Regions from separate parts of the Mus musculus genome. Here region 2 is linked to region 1. A link is a contact called in ENCODE POLR2A ChIA-PET data. All regions are on one chromosome and are shown on one strand. Each heading gives the region's core, a stretch centred on a gene start or an enhancer-like site at or near the end of the contact. The rest is flanking DNA. Distances are from core to core; before and after follow the strand shown. Region 1 overlaps Mthfd1l (methylenetetrahydrofolate dehydrogenase (NADP+ dependent) 1-like). Region 2 holds the start of Zbtb2 (zinc finger and BTB domain containing 2).

Region 1 (5,922 bases), core at 1,131-3,630:
CTTTGTCCCTATGTAAAAATGCATTCCTGGGCTGGCAAGATGGCTCAGTGGATAGAGATGCTTGCTACCAAGTCTAACAACATCCCAAGTTTAATCCCAAGGACCCATATGGTAGGAAGAAAGACCCTGCTCCTAAAAATTGTCCACAGAATGCCACACATGCATGCACACACCCATACACAAAATTAATTATTGTAAAAGAATTTAAGGAACGTATTCCTGGGTGCCCCTGCTTCTTTAGGATGACATTACATATACATATTCTCCCCAACATATTATTGAAAATTACGAAATAATAAAAGATTGTCAACTGGTATAGTGCACACCTCAGTGCCTCTTTTCCTAAGAAATCATTTGCCAAATGCATTTTTTTTTTTTTGAGCAGGGGCAGAAGGAGCAAATACTTTCTTATAATTTTCCCAACCTCAAATTTTATAAACTACTCTATTCCTTGGAGCTGGTGATTTATAATAGCCAATAAACCCAAGAGCCTGTGTAACTTTTCAAAAAATAATCTCATGATGAAAGAGATTCGTGATATATATATCAGGTGTTCTCTGTCCTATCACATTGGTTCAGCCTTTAATTATTTACAAAGCCTCTTTAATCACTTGGCATGAAATATTATTTACTCTGTAAGCCATATATGTGAAGTAATGTTGGAACATAAATTCCTTAGAGAAAGGACCAGAAAGACCACACCAAACCCTTAGTGTGAAGTAGCGTATATCACTTTTATAACATAAAAAATATGATAAATGGGGAAATGATAAACCATAAGCACTTAGAACAATATTTAACTTGGGCCAAACACTTTCAGGAGAATCAGAGTTCCCCAGCGTGTGGGATCTGACCCCATGTCTCCGTCTTGCCTGTTTGGGCTGCTGGTCATGTTCTGCAAGCGGCGCGCTGCGTTCAAGCAAGGGGAAGGAGCTGAAGTGGCCCTAAGAGACATGTTCTCTGAAGGTGGTGTGTCTGAATGTGTTCCCTGTTTTTGCAAAAGGGAGAAAACCCAGAGATTTCTCCCTGTTAATTAGTCCCGTGCTCTTCTTACACTCGGTGTTGGGGTGGAGACGGGGGCAAAGGACTTCTTTCTTCTCAAAGAGCTTTCCTAAGCAGTTACACATTTCCAAAACAGCATGGAGAGGTATCCAACCAAGCTTGAATTCTTAACAGATGTCCATTTGAAGTTGGCTTTTTCTGTGACTGTTTTTCTTTGATATCACATCGAGGCTTCGAACAAAGGACTCTGAAGGAATTTACAGTGGGAGTTCTTTCTAGGTGGCTTTCTTGGTGGCTGGTTGGTGGGTCTCCCTATACATCCCAGGCTAGTCTTGAGCTCACAGTTCCTCTGCCTTCTAAATGCTGCCGTTGTATGAGTTACTATGCCTAGACTGAATTCTTTTTTTTTTTTTTTTTTTGTTAAGTCAGGTTTATGACATACAGGGCTGGGTTTTTGGTTTTTGTTTTTGTTTTTGAGACAGGGTTTGTCTGTATAGCCTTGGCTGTCCTGGAACTCACTTTGTAGGCCAGGCTGGCCTCGAACCCAGAAATCTGCCTGCCTCTACCTCCTGAGTGCTGGGTTTAAAGGCGTGCACCACCACGTCTGGCAGGGCTGGAGGATTTTATGATAATCTTGACTGGAATCTTGGACTTTAACAATCTTACAATTCATCCAGAACAAATTAAGCCATCTAGTGGTATTTATGGGGTAGTTAGCACCATATAGGGTATCTCTAAGAGTTGCTGGGAATCTGTCTCAAAGACTCATGAGGAAGGCATACACTGAGGCAGGGACATCCGTGACACGCAGTGGCTGTCCATCTGGTTCCTTCTGTCTTCTAGTCCATTCCCTCGGCGACCTGCCTAAGGAGAATCCTTAAAAGATCCTAAAAGATGATTCTGTATGCATGTGCACACTCCTTTTTTATTCTCTCCTTGTGGGGAGGAGCCAAGGTGGACCTACCCCAAAGTGGAAGTCTCCGGGACAAACGATTAGAAGATCAGCTTCGTGCTGGGCTGTGGTGGCTTACGCCTTTAATCCCAGCACTAGGGAGGCAGAGGCAGGCAGATTTCTGGGTTCGAGGCCAGCCTGGTCTAAAAAGTGAGTTCCAGGACAGCCAAGGCTATACAGAGAAACCCTGTCTCAAAAGAAAAAAAAAAAAATCAGCTTCAACTTGCTATGGCTTTTGTCTCTCCTATGGGTGACCTGATCTGGCCACACCGTACCACTACCAGGTGCACCCCTGACATCATTGCCCTAGCTGGCCCCCAGAAAGCAGGAAGCTGCCAGAGCCAATGGGGGAATCAGTGACGTCATACCCAGATGACGCTGGGTGGAGATTTACTGGACCCGGTACAGGGGTTGCGGGGTAAACACAGCAAGCCCCGGCCTCACCCTCCAGAGGCATTGCCGGTTTGTTCTTTCTCACGTTCCGTTGAACTCCTTCTGTTTTCCCTCCTTGCTCTCTAAGTATGTACTGAATGTAGAGCTGCCTGCTGCGCTGATTCAGGTCAGCTTGCTGGGATGCATCCCCACCCGCCACCCCCTCCACTTCAGGATGCATGGTTAGCCAAGCGCTTTCTAAATTCCACTGCCCACCGGCGAAGGTGAAGTCATTCAGACCTTGTAGATTTCAATCGGAGGGACAGTTTGTGCCATTTTCCAGAGATAGACTTTTATTTACACAGTGAGAAAAGCAAACACTCCCCAAGCCGTGCTCTAAGTGAGACGTACAAACCATAGTAAAGCGGTGAACTCCACCAGCCCAGGTTGTCCATCGGGGGAGCTCACACACAATGTACTTCCTGCAAAATCACCTACACCCCTCTCCCTTGCTCTCCTGCCCCATAGTTCAGTGGAGAAACTCCCAGCCTGCTTCACAAAAGTTTCAACAAAACACGTTCCCCTCTGTGGTGCCCCTAGCTCCTGGCATCTGTAACACCCTGAGTTGGGAATGATGCAGCTCCGTGTGGCCTGTGGCCCCTGGCTGAGCCCTTGGCAGTTCCCTCCTCTTCCCTACCTTGTGACGTTTTGCTTCCCTATCTAACATCAGAGTTTCCTGCTTTCCCTCAGACATGGCCCTTACATCAGCAGCTTCCTCTTGACGTGGTGTACTGACAGGGGGTCCTCTGCCTGCATGGCAGCGTGCCTCCGTTCAGGGAAATCCCACGTTCTGCCCAGAAACAGAGGAGACCTTCCTGTCCATTCAGCATGCTATGTCCAAGGGAGAGGACGGTGACTGGTGTCCTCAGTTTCCAAAAACTATTGACCAACAAGAGGAGAAAGCGCTGTGTGACTCACCGGGCCAGTGCCTTTCTGCTACAAAAGGTCATCTGGGTCCCATCCCCTTGTTTCAATCTTTTCCTCCCTAGATGAAAGCCAAATTCTTCTCTGCATAAACCCAGAGTTAACTTAAATGAAAGCAGTCCCCATGTTACCTGTGTGTGGTGGCACATTCCACCACTTAAGGAGCAAGAGTGGGAGAGAATGGGAGTTCAAGGCCAACCTGGAATGTGGGGGAAATGGAAAGAGCGAGAGGGGAGAGATGATGCCTCCTGAGTGGCAGGCTTCTCTTTCTGTGATGGGTGGAATGCAGCCTTACACTTGCTCGCCCAGCCTTCTCCCATTGAGCTACAATCCCAGACTAGAGTTGAACCTTGTTCTTTTACTTTCTGCATATTTAGCCGCTCTCTGCCCAGCCTGCAATCAGCTTTATCAACTTATTGTTTTCTCTAGCGATTGATACGATCTGATTCCATTCTCTCCCACCTCCACGTTTGGCCTCCTTGTTTTCATTCCCGGGGGTTTTGGTTTGGATTTCAGGCATAGGAATGTTAGCAAAAATACACCCTTGTTCACTCGAGCGCCTGAGAGACACCCGTCAAGTCATCTTGTGCTTCCGGCATTTGTCATAGTCTGTCCCTCTTTATCACACTTCCTTACCCACGGGCTTTGCCAAGAATCCTATAATCAGAAGCAGGGGACATTTATGCAAATGAAATAAAATTAAAGCCAAAATGCTAATGTTGCAAAAAAAAAAAAAAAAAGTAATAGGCCACCCTCAGAGTCTGTCGGAGGGCTCAGTGGGAAGAATAAATGAGAAAGAAAAGATAAACTTGTAAGAAAATACCCTTTTGTAAAACTCAGACGGCAGTGTGCAGAGAAATTTAACTGATAGAATCTGGACTTCATAACCGTTTACAAGATAAACTGAGTATGTGTCTGCTAAATTAGCCAGCCACGAATACTGGGTTGAATGGGAATGGGAAATGCGCTAGACTGCTCTTGAGAGAATTGGTAGCGCTGCCTTCTCTGAGAATCGCTGAGCATTTAATTTGATGTAGGCTGGGAGTTTAAGGTGCTGAGCCCATTGTGACGTCAGCCTCCAGTGGAGACTGGGCACTCCCTCCCCAAGAATCAATTGTGGGCAGTAGTGTAGTACCCATGTCTGTCTGTACCTCCCAACATTCACCTTTCATTTTCCAAACATATCTGTTTCTCCACTGAACACAAAGCAACTGCAGCTCCCAAGCTTGCCCAGGATGAGATAGAGAGTGGGCAGGCTTGGGCGAGTGCCATGAGAATATACATGTTCTCTGAATGCTCCATTTCTCTGGCAAGCACACATCATTCCTGCCTCTCGCTGCACCCAGGTGAAGCACATTGCCTGTGCTTCCCTTGGGTAGCCTCTTAGTCGACCAGGTCATCGATGCAATGTCTCTTGTTAATCCAAGCCCCGCTCCCCCTGTACATCTCTTGGTTTCAGCTCTGTGTGCCTTGCTGCAGTGAGACACTCCACGTAGAACAGCAACTTGACTGCTAGCTACTGAGAATAAGCTCACAGCAGATGAGGGAGCCTTTAGGAGTCTTCTGCCATTATGAATTCACCAGCACTACAGTTCTCAAAACCGTCTATAATAGTCTTCTAAAGAGTTAGGAGTACAGCCTCAGAGGCTCACAAATCCTGTCTGACCTGGTAGTCCTCATCCAGCTAAGTGTTGCCATAAAACCAGGTCCTGACACATCAACCTTACTGATGTGTTCAGACAGGGAGTTACATATCGAATATCCCACTATAGAGGAAGAAACAGAATGAAGTATGTTGTCATCCTGTTTCCAAAATAAACTCTATGACCAGCTATAAGAACGTTCATGACGAGTTCAAAACCAGGGAACACCAAGTACAACTCCATCCCGTAACTCCGTTTTGATACTCTCTACCTATAGATCTTGTTAGATGCTATAGGCTAAGGCTCAGCCACTTGTGACTGGGCTACCCATCCTTCTGAATGACTGGCTCACTGAAAACCATGGTTCTTACTATCCTCTTCCCGGCTTCACTTAATCTGCCTGGATGACTTAGAACTAGGGGTCATGGCTGACTGCTTTGTTCTGGTTGCTGTGAATGAGACGGGTGAAGAAGAGATAAGTCAGGTGCTGTCTGGAGCGTCCTGGCTGCTAGATCTTCTGCCCCCGTGGTATTCACCACACTCAAAGCCATCAGAGTTTCTTCCAGAGGGTTTGTAATCAATCCCACCCTGCCTTTCCTGGAGATAAGTGGGTGGATGGGCTGGAGGTTCCAGTCTTGCTCCCCTCCTTTCCAGTGATGGGGACCAACTCATGCAAATATTCTACAAACTAGCTCCACCCCAGCCTTCCAGTCCTCTCAGAAGTATTTCCTGAGCAGGCCCATGTCAGCCCATGTTCCAGAAAGTCTCTCCCTACTAGAGCGATTGTAAATAAAGAGAAGGGTGGAAGAGATGGGAGCCCTTTGACTCAAATCTGTCTCCTCTGAGATGTTGTTTAGAGACATTTATGGCAGAAGAATCAGAGTGTGTGGCCTGGAGAGATAGCTCAGTGGTTAAGAGCACTGGCTGTTCTTCCTGAGGACCCGGGTTTGATTCCCAGCAACCACATGG
Region 2 (5,922 bases), core at 2,374-4,873, 280 kb after region 1:
AGGAATTCTCAGGCAGGAAAGCACCCCCACCTCCACAGGTGGGGGCAAGCCAGTAGGTACTTCAAATCATGGGTTGAAGGTGCCAGGCGTGGTGTCACACGCCTTTAATCCCAGCACTCGGGAGACAGAGGCAGGCGGATTTCTGAGTTCGAAGCCAGCCTGGTCTACAAAGTGAGTTCCAGGACAGCCAGGGCTATATAGAGAAACCCTGTCTCAAAAACAAACAAACAAAACCAAAACAAAAATCATGGGTTGAAAAGGCTCAGCTCCTGAGGGTGTGTTGCAATAAAGAGTTTTGTAGGGTTTTCTTGGTCCCTGTTCAGTTATTGTGAAGAGACACCATGACCAAGGCAGGCAACTCTCACAAGGGAAAGCATTTCATTGTGGGCTTGCTTACAGCTTCAGGTCTAGTCCATTATCATTAAGGCAGGCAGCTGTGGTACTAGAGGAGCAGAGAGCTACATCCTGATCTGCAGGCAGAGAGAGCCTGAGCCTGGCATGAACTTTTGAAACCTCAAAGCCCATCTCTGGTGACAGATTTACTCCAGCAAGGTCACACCTCTCAGTCCTAATTCTCACAGATAGTGTCACTCCCTGGTGACTAAGCATTCAAATAGATGAGTCTATCAAGACCATTCTACTCAAGCCGCCACAAAGGACTTGGGAAATGAAAAATCTGGAAGTCACTGTACAGTTATATAATTTTACATAAAAAACCTCTACCAGCCGTTGTTCTATGATTAAGACATGTTGGAGTACTTCGGTGGGAGTTTTGCCCCCATTTATAGACACATTCTTACAAGTGAGCAAGGAGGCAGGAACCAGGGGACAAAGGTCTCTAATGCCTACTAGTGCGTCTTTCTGTCACACTTTCCACCTGTTTTTTTAAAAAAAATACGATGTTTTCAACAATTGGCCAGTTCCTTAGCTAGGAAAAAACAAAAAACATGGAATCCCAAGTTTACTAAATGAGAAACAATGTCATGCTTAAAAGAATTTACAGGCTGGAGAGATGGCTCAGTGGTTAAGAACACTGAATGGTCTTCTGAAGGTCCTGAGTTCAAATCCCACAACCACATGGTGGCTCACAACTACCCGTAATGAGATCTGGTGCCCTCTTCTGGTGTGTTCGAAGACAGCTACAGTGTACTTATGTGTGATATTAAATAAATCTTTAAAAAATTTACATTCTTAAAAATTATCAAGGTCTCAAATATCCTGACCAAACTAAAGCTGTTACTATGAATGTCCCCACCCCCAAATTTGATTTTTTTTTCTGTTTGTAAGAAACCATAATAATGAGAATTAAAATGTCCTAGGGTTTTTTTCTTCTTTGAACAGGGTTTGTAGTCCTGAAACTCATTCTGTAGACAAAGCTGGCTTCGAACTCAGAGATCTGCCTGCCTCTAAGACTAACACACTTGCAAAATGTATTCTAATTTCATGACTCTCAGAATAAAATGTTAGTTGTACAAATGCCTTGGTCTGGTGGTCAGGGTCTATACCGACAGTGTCAACCACGAAGGACACACAGACCATTTAGACACATTGAGTTCATCCCTTCCGATAGCCTCAAATCCATTCTCTCTCTCTCTCTCTCTCTCTCTCTCTCTCTCTCTCTCTCTCTCTCTCTCTCTCTCTCTCTCTCTCTCTTTTTGAGACAGGGTTTCTCTGTGTAGCCCTGGCTGTCCTGGAACTCACTTTGTAGACCAGGCTGGCTTCGAACTCAGAAATACGCCTGCCCCTGCCTCCCAAGTGCTGGAATCAAAGGCGTGCGCCATCACGCCCGGCAAATCAATTCTCTTTATGCCATATTTTATTAAAACAATACACCCTGAAGATGAATAAAATCTAGGCGCTCGCGCTAAGTGGGCCAAAGGTATTGTATGATGATGGTGGGAAAGAACAATACTGACTGGGAGAGAGACTCCCCGAGGTGTGATTAAGTTGTTCGAGAAGTTGGGTGGGAAGTTCTCGCAGCAAATAGCCTGTCAGGCACAAGATTTTTTCCTCTTACTGCTCGGCTGCGGGATCTAATTTGCAGGAGTCTTTATAACCCACTACCAGCTAAAAGCAACAGAAAGCTTGCACCCTACACAGCTTTCAATTGTGCATGCACTCTGATCTGTGAACGAACGGTCTGGGAGCTTGTGCTTAACGCCTGCAGCAACCCAAACCCCTAACTCCCCGGCACAGACTCTCCCAGCCTGGCCCAACAGGCAGAGGAGGGCGCGACCGCTCCGGCTGCAGCCCTAGGCAGCGAAGACCCGCCCAGGAGGCCTTGGCCCCGCCCCGCAAGGGAGGGGGCGGAGCGGGCGGAGCGGCGTCCGGGTCCGCCCCAGGGGCCCAGGGGAGGGGGAGCAACGCACTCTGGTCGCGCCGCTCGCTCGCTCGCTCGCCCCTCCCTTAGGCCCCGCACGCTCGCGCCCGCGCCCGCGCCCGCGCGCCCGCGCCCCGAGTCCCGCGGCGCCCAACACAATGCCGACGCCTACGCCTCGCGCGCGCACCGCCCCGGCCGGCGCCACGGCCCCGGCGCCAGGGGCGTGGTGGAGGGGCGGGAGGGGGGAGGGGAGGGGAGCAGCGCGCGCGAGAGCCTCAGACAGCGCGAGACCCGAGGCCGGAAGCGCGCGTGCGCGCCCCCGCCCGCGAGCGGGAGGCGGAGCCGTAGCAGTAGCGACAGCAGCTGTAGGAGCCGCTGCAGCTGGGAGACGCGCCAGAGAGGCCGGGCCTGCTCCGGTCCGACCGGATCCCTCCCCTCCCCCTCCCTGCTGCCTCCCCTCCCCCAAACCCACTTCCGCAGCTCGCGGCCTGGCCGCCGAGGCGGCGAAGACAACAACCCCGGCGGGAGGCGACGGCCGAGTACGCACCTGATGGGCCCACCTGGCGGGGCTCCGGCGCGGGACCGCTCACCGGCAGCCGCCCGCTCCGGACGCCCTTGGCCGCGGCGGGCAGCAGACACCGGCGACTAGGACCGGAACGCGGAGCGCCCCCTCCCCTTGCGCCCGCCCTCTCGGCTTCCGTCCCCTCCCCCTCCTGCGAAGCCCCGGATGGAGCGGCCGCGACTCGCCGCCGCCCGGCTGCCTGGATGGTTTTGTCAGGCGGCTAGGGCCCCGGCGCCTGGCGCCGTCGCCGCCCCCGCCCCGCCGGGGCCGCCCCCGCCCCGGCGCCCCGCGCGCTAGGGCCCGCCGCCTGCCTTCGCCGGGAGCCCCGGGACCGGGAGTCATTCGTCGCCTTTGTTGCCACGGCCGCTGCCGGAACCGTTTGCGAGCTCCGGCGGCTCCCGCCCCTCCCTGCTGCTTCCCGGAGCCCGGGCCGGGGGCGGCACGTGGGCCCCGGGACGCGGTGGCGGTGCGCGCTTACCTGTCGCCGGTGCGGGCGGCCGCGGCGGGGCGTGAGAGGGGAGGCAGAGCCGGGCGGCCTGGCCTAACTGTCCCCGCCGCCGCCTCTGCCCCGCGTTGCTGCTGCTGCTGCTGCTTGCTGCTGCCGCCGCGGTCGGTGTCTCCGGCGCGGCGGCGGGCGGCGGCGGCGGGGCTTTTCCTGTCCGGTTACGTTAAGGTCACATGACCGAGAGAGCGGAGCGACTAGTGCAAAGCGGCTGAGAGCGGCTCCCGCCGGGGGGGAGAGGCGGCGAGAGAGCAGTGGCGGCAAGAGCCCCTCCGCCCCCCCAGCCGCTCCCCTCCCCCCTGCCCGCCCGCCTCCGCCTCCTGCTGCTCTGCCGCCGTCGCCGCCGCCGCCGCCGCTGCTGCCGCCGCCTGCAGCTCGGCGCTGCGGCTTCCACCCAGCCTGGGCTCGCGGCCCCAGCCAAAGTTCTGCAAGCCATGTGCAGCTGAGGCGAGGAAACTTCTCAGCGGCCGGGCCCGGAGGCTGGCGGCCCGGCCCCCTTGTTTACAGAGTGTTTAGGTAGGACCAGTCCTGCCGCTGCAGACGGTCTTTTCAGGGGTGCAGAGGGAGACGCATGCCCGTTCTCCTGTCAAGAGATGCTTGACATCTCTTGGCTCTCTCTGCCTTTGTCCTTGGACTGCTCCGGGTTAGCTATTCGTCCGAAGATACGGAGTTGGGCTGTTGTTGATCGGTGCTGGCTGAAAGTCATACAGAAGTAGCTATCGTTGCATGTCCTGTGTTGCGAGGTCGAGGTGCTTGCTGCGTTGCATAGGCGACTTGTAGGCTAAGCTGTTTCCGTTAGGATTGAGTGGGATACTTCCCTGCGCGTTAAGCTTTGTGGTGCTTTGCGCTGTGTGCATTTGGACAGGACGATACTCTGGTTGACTTTTGGTCTCTTGAGGATCTAGTGGAGTAGAGTCAAGAGTTGCCATCCTGTGGGGTGTGTTAAAGGGAGATTCTGAAACAGGTAACATGGCGGGGGAATTGGAATGCCCTGATTGAACCTTCTTAAGGGTTTAAAGTTGACCTTTTATGTTTCCCTTTTGCTAGAAGTTGTGCTTCAGGTAGTACAGTTTTATCCCTTTTGCGTGCTTGAGTTAGTGGTTTACTTTACATAGCTTAGATTTTACGCTTGTTTGTAAATAAGTGCTGGCAGCTAACACTTGGCTTGCCAGCACAGAAGTCTGTAAGGACCTTGATGCCAAACCCGTTTGGTTTTGAAAGTCAGACTCCTAGCACAATGCTGTACACTGACTGTGCGTCCTAGAAACCTCGAGTGAGTGTGCTTAGCAATCCAGTTGTATGTACACCTACTGATGACTAATTTCTTCGAGGATGTAAACATCTGTGTAGCTGTAGTGTTGCCCAGTGTGAGTAACAGATCCCGTGGATACCTGCCTTGAACTTTCCTAGCCTTTGATCAGCTAGATGAATGGCTTGTAGAGTGCTTAAACGTCTGCGTCCACAAACGAGTCCTGACCGTGACCTGCGAGTTCTAGGGCATTATCAGTAAAACAGCAGTGCTGTCCTTCACACTGGAATGCTCTATTTCCTTTAGAAAGAGACCAACATGAATGTGATTTGTTGTGTAGAGAGAGTCATGGTTAAGGTTTTTAGGTTCTTCGTTCTTTCAAGTTGAGATTGTGGAGTTCTTTGTGAAGGTGGTTTGATGGAAGGACGTCTTTGAGACAGAATGTCAAAAGCTATGCAACTCTTGGCTGCTTTGGAACTTGTCACAATTCTATTTCCTTTGGGATGCTGGGATTAGATTATAAGGGTGTACCACATACCATCTCTCTGAGTCTTAAGGAATAGTTTGTCAGCACTTTGTAACAGTTTCACAGAAACAACCTGGTGGTAAGCTCTTACTCTGGTTCTAAAGACTTGTGCTAAGAGCACATATCCCTGTTCCCTCAGGACCTGCTGGAGCAATATGTTGTCTAGAGCATCTTGGTCTCCATAGGAGCTGCTGCTCAGATTGGAACTGGGCTGTTTTGCTGCTAGCTAGTTTGAAGTCATAGGCCAGCCTGCTTGACTCACCAGATGTGCAGGGTATTTGGGTTTTTAGTCCCCATTGTGGCTTAGTAGCTTAAGGGGACTGTATGGGCTCCGTGTGTTTTCTCCTACCGTGTCTAAGTGGAAGCGTTCACATGGGAAGGCTAGGGAAGAGCAGCCCTTGCAGAGAAGGATCAGTTAGTGCAGGCCAGGACAATGCCAAGGACACTCCTTCCCTCTCTAGGAAGTCTGCTTGACACAGAGTCATGCCTGCCCCAAGTTGGATAGAAACTTGTCAGTTTATTGCTGATTTGGTATTTTGAAAATACATCTAGTAAATTGGGAGCTCAAACTAGTTTTATTTTAAACAATACTAACAATCTGAGTGGATTTATCAGGAAAAAAAAGTTATGAGTATTCTGTGGAGTCTTGTATGTAGATTAAAGATTTGGTTTCTGTTGTGCAGAGATACTGCCATAAAACCAGGCATTTATTTGCATGTTTTGAAGAGAATAGTTCCAGTGTGACAGGGACAGTGAACAAAAA

What was found. ChIA-PET counts read pairs that join two places held with the same protein, here RNA polymerase II (POLR2A).
Region 2: POLR2A ChIA-PET joins it to region 1 with 12 read pairs in Patski. The contact joins the promoter of Zbtb2 here to the enhancer-like site in region 1. POLR2A ChIA-PET finds 5 or more read pairs at or near these places in 2 of 5 experiments (Patski and embryonic stem cell).

Annotation. Positions count from the first base shown.
Region 1 is chr10:4,108,894-4,114,815 of GRCm38, forward strand. The region is part of intron 26 of Mthfd1l (methylenetetrahydrofolate dehydrogenase (NADP+ dependent) 1-like); the gene reads left to right. Among named protein-coding and RNA genes, the nearest start is that of Gm25515, 7.5 kb to the left of the region's middle. Within about 2 kb of position 2,381, at least 2 of the 3 ENCODE cell types and tissues checked have a DNase peak (open chromatin) inside an H3K27ac peak, as active enhancers do.
Region 2 is chr10:4,384,485-4,390,406 of GRCm38, forward strand. It overlaps Zbtb2 (zinc finger and BTB domain containing 2), which reads right to left and starts at 3,624. Exons shown (of 3, transcript NM_001033466.3): 1 at 3,361-3,624.